Regions from separate parts of the Homo sapiens genome. Here region 2 is linked to region 1. A link is a loop called in an ENCODE intact Hi-C map of the cell type or tissue named here. Cell type or tissue: heart left ventricle. All regions are shown on one strand. Region 1 overlaps DDX60 (DExD/H-box helicase 60). Region 2 overlaps DDX60L (DExD/H-box 60 like).

Region 1 (4,000 bases):
CTCGATCAGTCTCACTTCCTACCACTCTCCTCTACCAATACTCAATATTTATGATTCTCCTCACATGACTTACTTTTCTACCTCTTCCTTTCCATGAACTGACCCATCTGCCTTGAGTGCCCTCCTTCCTGATTGCTCCCTTTTTGGTATCTCATCTCTGAATCTTTCCTTGATTCCTGCAGTTAGAATTTCTACCCTCTCTCCTATGTTCTTCTACACTTTCAATAGCTAGTAGATCAATTATTGTAATGTATTGTTGTTTATATGTATTTCTTTTTCCTAAATTTTAAGTTCCTTTTCAACAGGAACCGTGTATTTTTCTTCTTGTGTCTTTAGTGCTTAGCACATTACCTGGCAGGTAATATTATTCCATAAATATATTTGAATGAATGAAAGATATTTCTCTCCAAGTTGAAACAGCTTTTAGAGCATTTCTGATTTAGGTTTTCCAAATTCTAGAGCAAACTAGAATTTGCTGCTGATCCTTCTGCTTATATTTCCTCTACCTATTTTTCTGTTTCCTTAGAAGCATGGGAGGTAAAAACCCAGGGACAGCATAGGAGGTGTAAGCCTTCTTAGTGACTTCAAGTTATAAAAATAAAGTGAGGGTGAGGGGACCCTTTAGATAGTCCCACTCTGGCCTCTTCCATCTGCATCCATTCCCATAAAGCAAGGGGCCAGTGGAGCTAAGGAGACATGCCCACCCGGAGCTCATTCTCACCCTTGAATTCCAGGTTATTATGGAGCTATATTTGTCAAGGTAGGTGGATAGAATTTATTTTATTTGACGGTTTATTACCTTGACTAAAAACTTACAGTGAGGCAATAATATGTGGAGCTTTGCCACATGCTCTGCAAATTTTAGGGCCAGGCCCTTCCATAGTCAGAGCGTTCTCCCCTGAGTTAAAGGTAACGTTACTTAACACGTAATGATGACATACAAGTGAGCACATCTTCTCATATTTAGAATTGTCTTCCGTGCACAGCTAAGAGAAAAATTTAAAAAATCAAATAAGTGATAAGTGACTTGGGTGCATGTTACATTGAGGGGTGATGGATGGACAACACAGTATGATGATACAATAGTCTAAGCCAGGGTTTACGGAGGAGTCTTCTAGGTAGATTCCTAGTAGCATACACTGAGATGAGGATATCTGTGGAAGGGATTTATTGAAGGTGTGTGCTCATGAGGGACCTATGAGAAAATGAACGAAGCAAGAAAGGGAAGGTGAAGAAAAGCAAGAATGTGGCTTCTGCTAGAATATAGCCTGATTCTAACCCTACTGGGAATGCCAGGACACCAGAGAATTGCCCCACCTTGAGTCAAGGGGGCTGATTTTTATACTTCATGTCACTCAGACATTGGGTGTGGGCTATTTCCCATCCCCAGGAGAGGTCGTAACCACCCAGGCATCTCCAAGAGGCCTCTGTCAGTTTAGGGCAATTGTCCAGGGAATGGTGCAGCTGAGAGCCTTAGCAACCCAACTCAAAGCAGCTGTAGCATCCACTACAAGGAGGGAAGGAGAATGACTAGAATTGGCAATGTGGAGCAAGGAGAATGCCTACCTTACATCCAAGCCCAGGGTCATGAAGGCCGAGGAAGAGAAAATGATCATCACTTTAACAAGGAGAAACAGAGTTATCTTGGGAGAACTGGGTTTGGCAAGACTACAGCCAGAAGGAAAAGGAACATCCCAGAAAATATCAATATGTGATAGAATTTTCTCATGATGGATCATAACATCCAGAGGCTGAAAAGGAAGGGCATTAGAGGAAGACTGAGTTATTAAAGATGCACAGCAGGCCGGGCACGGTGGCTCATGCCTGTAATCCCAGCACTTTGGGAGGCCGAGGCAGGTGGACCACGAGGTCAGGAGTTCAAGACAAGCCTGGCCAACATGGTGAAACCCCGTCTCTACTGAAGATACAAAATTTAGCCAGGTGCGGTGGTGGACACCTGTAATCCCAGCTACTCGGGAGGCTGAGGCAGGAGAATTGCTTGAACCCAGGAAGTGGAGGTTGCAGTGAGCTGAGATCACGCCATTACACTCCAGCCTGGGTGACAGAGAAAGACTCCATCTTGAAAATAAAATAAAATAAAATAAAATAATAAAGATGCACAGCCGTGGAAGTCTGGGTGAGAAGACTGACTTGGGAAGTCTTGGGCATCCTCTGGTGGCCAAATCAAATTAATTACTTCATTCATTATTTACAATTTCATTAATTAAAATTTTATTTTTATGAACAGAGATGAAAAGAGCCAGAAAAAAACCAGAAATGTGGATCAAAGCCTAATACATGAAGCTGAACATGATAATCTAGTGAAGTGTCTAGAGAAGAACCTGGAAATCCCACAGGACTGCACATATGCTGATCAAAAAGCAGTGGACACTGAGGTCAGCACTTACAACCTGATCGTTCTCCAAACTATTTCATTTGTCAGCCATAGCTTGTTAGTTGTAGATAATGCTTAATAAGATATATGCATAATATAATACATAATTAATACAATCCCTACCAAAAGAGAACTCTCCTTTAGCTACATATCACTCTTGAATGCTCTGCAGTGCATATCTAAAAAGGACATAATAGTCTAAGCCAGGGTTCATGGAGGAGTCTCCTAGGTCAAATTCCCTAGTAGCACACACTGAGATACCTGTGCAACAGATTTAGCAATTGTAGATTATTTCTTGCCTGTTAACAGTTCACCTCTGAAAATGTTTGCCGTTTCGTTATTTGTTTCTATTACATTGTTTCCACAGCCTGAATTCTAGACTTCAATTTCACATGCTGCATTTGAAAATTTGGGTGCATGTGGTCCAATACACTTTAAGTAATATTCACAGAATTTCTCAAAATCAGGGGCTTTTTACATTATAGCTAAAACACCAAAGAGGCATTGGAATAGCTAAAACTGGTATGCAGAAACCTTTTAAAATGCAAATTACTCATGCTTATAGTAGACAAATTTGAAGATATAAATATAGTAATAATAAAATCAATGTCATCACTCATAGTACTCACTGCCCTTCCAGACCAACCTTTTATCTCATTTTCCTGTGACTATACACATACAAACTTACATACATTTTGCGTATGTGTGTACACATATATGTATCATTCTATTGTGCACCTTCTTTTGTAAGCTTCATGGTGTCTTATTTTTTATAACCATGTATTTCGATCATCATTTTAATGAATACTTGATATTCTGTTGTGTGAGTGAATACATAATTGAAGTAACCACTAACCAGCCTTTTGCTTTTGGAAGCGTTTTTTTGTCGCTCTTCCTTCATAAGCAGTGTTCATCTTTGTCCATGTATCTCTGGACACAACCGTATTTCTTCTTTAAGACCTGGATATTTTTAAGTCCATTTGTGCTCAGTTTCAATGGGAAGTAGGCATTCCCGGACCACATAGGGTAAGGAACCTCCTCTGCCTTCTTGGAGAATTCTCCCTGTTGGGGAAAACTCCTGAGGCTCCAATAGCCAACTGATATCCCTCAGGCAAGAGCAGTCATGCACTCACCACCACTTGGTGTTTTATCTGCTACTTTGTCAAAATTTTCTGCCCCAGAAGTGGAGTAAGACAGTTTAAGATGGTCTGTCCAAAGAAGTGGGAAGATTTTTCTTGTAGTTACTGTTGCTGCCATAATGTTCTTTGTATTCATGTAGAGTCAGTTTCAAATAGTTGCCTGTTTAGCCAAATTATTACATAGTATGCATGTTATTTTCATTTAGACATTTTTAATTATAATTAAAATTAAATCATAATCCCTAAATGTCTTGCTTCTTTTAGACTTTGCAGAAGGTATTTGGTCGAGTAAAATTTGAAAGAAAAGGTGAAGAATTGAAAGCCTTGGCAGAAAGGGGTATTGGATATCATCACAGTGCTATGAGTTTCAAAGAAAAACAATTAGTTGAAATCCTCTTTAGAAAAGGATATCTTAGGGTAGGTGAATTTTCTTCATTCTAAAAATTGAAATTGTGACTGTTTCAAG
Region 2 (4,000 bases), 150 kb before region 1:
TATAGAAATATATATTCACCAAAATGAACTTTAGTTAATGCTATTCCAGAATATAGCAAAATTACTCTACAGGTAAGCACACTTATTCTCTCTACTTGGTTGATGCTGCTATTTTGAAATAATCAGTTATTTTTTCTTATTTTCAGCCATTCTTTGTGACTTTATTATTGTACGTAGCATGGAATATTCTGTAATTCTCAAAAATATGTCTTCTTTTAGCTTTTGGGATACCATACTACTTTAATTGTGTTTTTGGACTTATATTCCTCTATTCTCTTCTCTGTTGGTTTTCATCTTTTCATCAGCTGTGCCCTGTATTCTTTCTTTTGAAGAGTTCACCCATCATCATAGGTTTATGTGTTAGAAATTATTGGGAGGTAAAAAGATGTTCAACAGCCTCTGCCCTCAAGGAGTTTGCAATTTTGTTAAGGAGACAAGTAAACTTAAATACATCATTGTATTTTTCTTACTATAGATTGCATAGCTTAGCTTAATTTTGTGATAATTTTCCCCCCAAGGAATTGTGTCCAGAGGAATTCATTCTTTTTAAGAATAAGATAGTCATTAAGAAGTTGGATGCTAGAAAATATGAAGAAAACTTAAAGGCAGAATTGACAAATTGGATTAAAAATGGCCAAGTGAAGAAGGTAATTTTCACACTTTCTTGGACAAAGTTTCACTTAATTGTTAATTGTTTGGAGTTGCATAATAATTTAGCCAATAAATGTTTTGTAATCTTTTTATTCCGATTTTTGTTTTAGTAATTCCATTTAAACATGTTATCCAGTGAGTATGAGATAGAATAAAGGAGGAGGGAAATGGTTTCATTTCTTAGCTCAGTGACCTTTAAAACATGCACCATAGGCTTTTGGTTTCTTCAGGTAACAGCTACAAACAGCTAAAAACGAAGAACCTTTAACTTTAACAGGAGAACCAATGTTGCCGAGGCTTTCACAGAAGAGGGACTGGCTCCAGAGGAATGATAGTGGAGATCAGGAATTAGTACAGGGGCTAATCTAAGAAAGTTTTGTGCAAATAAAAATAAATTATTTAAAAATAACCAATTTCTGAAACTCATGTACATGATGATAAATGAGAAAATATAAATATACCTGAAAGAGGCTCAGGCAAATTTATAGATGACAGACTCGTAGGTGGCTATGCTGAGAAGCAAAGATATCTTTGAGCATAACATTGATGCATCTTTGGTTCTAGTTTGCTGACTGTCATGTTTATTTGCATTTTTCACTCTGGTGGTGAAAGAAATAAAGATAAAAATGGTATGGGTTGGCCGGGAGTGGTGGCTCACACCTATAATCCCAGCACTTTGGGAAGCTGAGGCGAGTGGATCACTTGAGGCCAGAAGCTTGTGACCAGCCTGGCCAACATGGTGAAATCCTGTCTCTAAAAAAATACAAAAATTAGCCAGATGTGGTGGCGCATGCCTGTAATCCTAGCTACTCTGGAGATTGAAGTGGAAGAATCACTTGAGCCTGGGAGGCAGAGGTTGCAGTGAGCCAAGATCATGCCACTGTACTCCAGTCTGGGCAACAGAGGGAGACTCATCTTCAAAAAAAAAAAAAATGATACTGATGTTAGGAAATATTACAAATAATTTAGCCTGTTTGGCACAGAATGCTGTGTTCCATTAAATGTTAATCAGGGGAAAACTGAATACCAAGGATGTCCCTATTTGCCACCCCTCAAATGATAATTAAACTGGAAAATAACTTTGTCAAGAAAATTATTCATGATAGCCATAACTATTTCATCAAAGATTTTCCATTGTATATTATGTAAAGGAATTTAATGTTAATTTTCCTGATGTAAAATAACATTTATTTTTTCTGATTAAAAAAGAGGTAGATGCTGTTTATAAAAAAATTATCAAATATGGAATAGTAGGATAAAAGTTACTATCCACAATTTCAACAATATCTGAGGTGAACAACTTATTACACTTCTATTGGCCATTGTATTTTGTGACTCACTTATCTCTTGAATTTTCAGTTAAGCATTATAAACATGTCTGTATACTATTACAAATTATTGGTAGACATAGTTAAAACTTTTTCTTTTTAATTTTAAGAAATTAAATTTCTTTTCCATTATAGGTTTTATATACTCCTTAACATATTTGGCAGCTATTTTGTTATATAATAACTGGAGAAACCCTTTGTCACTCTTCCTGCAACAGTTGAAACAGCAACATTTTATGAACATCCTTATCCTACTGACTTATTTGTAGTACCTACAAAATATCATATATTATATTTTATATCTTTTATTATCTATTCTTTAGTATAGAGATGTCTGTGACTCTGTTGACTTTTACCACTACTTGATAATATTAAAGGACTATTTTAAAAACCCACCCAAAATTATATATGAAAAATTATTCTAATTTTAGACAACAAAATAATTCCTTTCTTTCTTCTGTTTCCACAAATTCTTTTTTTTTTTTTAAATAATTTTTACTTACTGTTGTAGGTCAAAAGAGTACTGAAGAACCTTAGTCCGGATTCATTGTCTAGTTCAAAAGATATGGTGAAAATGTTTCCTCTTCTTGTTGAAAAGTTAAGACAAATGGATAAGTTGCCTGCAATATTTTTTTTGTAAGTAACTGAAACTTAATTTATCTTTGTTTATATGTGAGAATTTTTTGTTTGGTTTTGTTTTCAATTAGTCTCATTTATATATAGTGGTTAGAAGTAACCCTACTTTTACCATTTTGTTGCATTTTAGAAAAATAATATAGATTTTATTTTTAAAGAAATGGGTCAGTCTTCTAGGTCAATCCTTATAAAATTTTTCATCTTATTACCCTCTTACTTCCTTGACTTTTGATTTTTAAAAAGGTTTTCAGCTTTCCTAAATTTCTTTTTGTAAGCAACTATCATTAACTTTAGAAATGTTCCTTTAGGAACTAAATTGCATTTTTCATGTACAGATGTAAAACACATAAAGCATTCATAATTTATTGAATGTTTGGTTTTTAATTTATAGCTAAGAAAACTAAGCCCAGAGGCTTTCCTTGATATGGTGTGGTATACTAAAAAGACCTTGAGTGGTATTTAGCATCTCTCTTTGATTAGGAGAACCGAAGTGGGACACATTAAGTGGGTAACACTGTGTACCCTGGACCCACTCTAATAATCAGAACCAAAAAACTTATTTAGCCCAGAGAATTTTAAATTATTTTAACTACGAAAATTTGCATAAAATAAATTCCCAGGACCTTGATCCAATGGTAATGTGAAGTTGTTTACAAAGACAAACACACAAACACATAGGTGTGTAGATACGTTAAATGGTAGCACTAAGCCACATGTGTTCTGTTACGCATCCGAAGTCCGTGCTGGTGGTCAGTAACCAAAAGATGATGATAAGAGAAATTAAAGAGTAGTATGACTGAAGTCACAAATGTGGGGAATTACAAGAAAATTTCTTCTTCTTTTGTGCTTGGACCAGAGTAAACAAATGAGGTATTCTGCCAACATGTTATAACATCTATCTAGATTACTTTCCAGTGTGGCTCTGAATTTTAGTTAGAAACAAATGTACCCCTATATATCACTGAGGAATGGCTGAAAGTATGACTTTGGGATAGGAATCTGAACAGAAACAGGATTCATTATTTATACACTTACATGCATTTACTTTTGTAAAATAAATTATTTTTAAAAATAGACATTTTAAATGTTTGGGAACGAGATCTTTGCCAGCTTTAACGGAGTTTCCAGTTGTCTTGAAAATATGCTACAGAAATCCTAGGTTGAGTCCACTGGTTTGTAGCTCTGGAACATTGAGAACTCTATGACAGTTGGTTTAGGCTCAAGCTGGGTCAACTTCCCTTCCCTAATCTGGACCCTAGAAAAAACACATGGTGCTGACAAGATGCATGATTAGTGACTGGTGCCCATGTAGAGGCGTAGTTAAGAGCGCATACTTTGGGTCAAATCTTAGCTTAAACTGCAGCTCTGCCCTCCTTTGGCTATGT

The links. A loop is a pair of places that touch in the nucleus more often than their neighbours do. Peaks named below come from ENCODE experiments on the same cell type or tissue, not always from the same donor. Only the 100,000 strongest peaks of a DNase experiment are listed, where the experiment ranks them.
Region 2: it touches region 1 in a loop (2.3-fold over the local background); 5 of 110 quality-filtered maps call a loop at or near these places.

The regions. Positions count from the first base shown.
Region 1 is chr4:168,250,905-168,254,904 of GRCh38, reverse strand. DDX60 (DExD/H-box helicase 60) reads left to right here. Exons shown (of 38, transcript NM_017631.6): 27 at 2,249-2,396; 28 at 3,799-3,951. Among named protein-coding and RNA genes, the nearest start is that of DDX60, 66 kb to the left of the region's middle. In heart left ventricle, a CTCF peak has its summit at 2,160 (motif pointing left); no DNase peak of the experiment used is centred here.
Region 2 is chr4:168,402,597-168,406,596 of GRCh38, reverse strand. DDX60L (DExD/H-box 60 like) reads left to right here. Exons shown (of 38, transcript NM_001012967.3): 24 at 519-647; 25 at 2,491-2,615. Among named protein-coding and RNA genes, the nearest start is that of DDX60L, 76 kb to the left of the region's middle. In heart left ventricle, no CTCF peak of the experiment used is centred here; no DNase peak of the experiment used is centred here.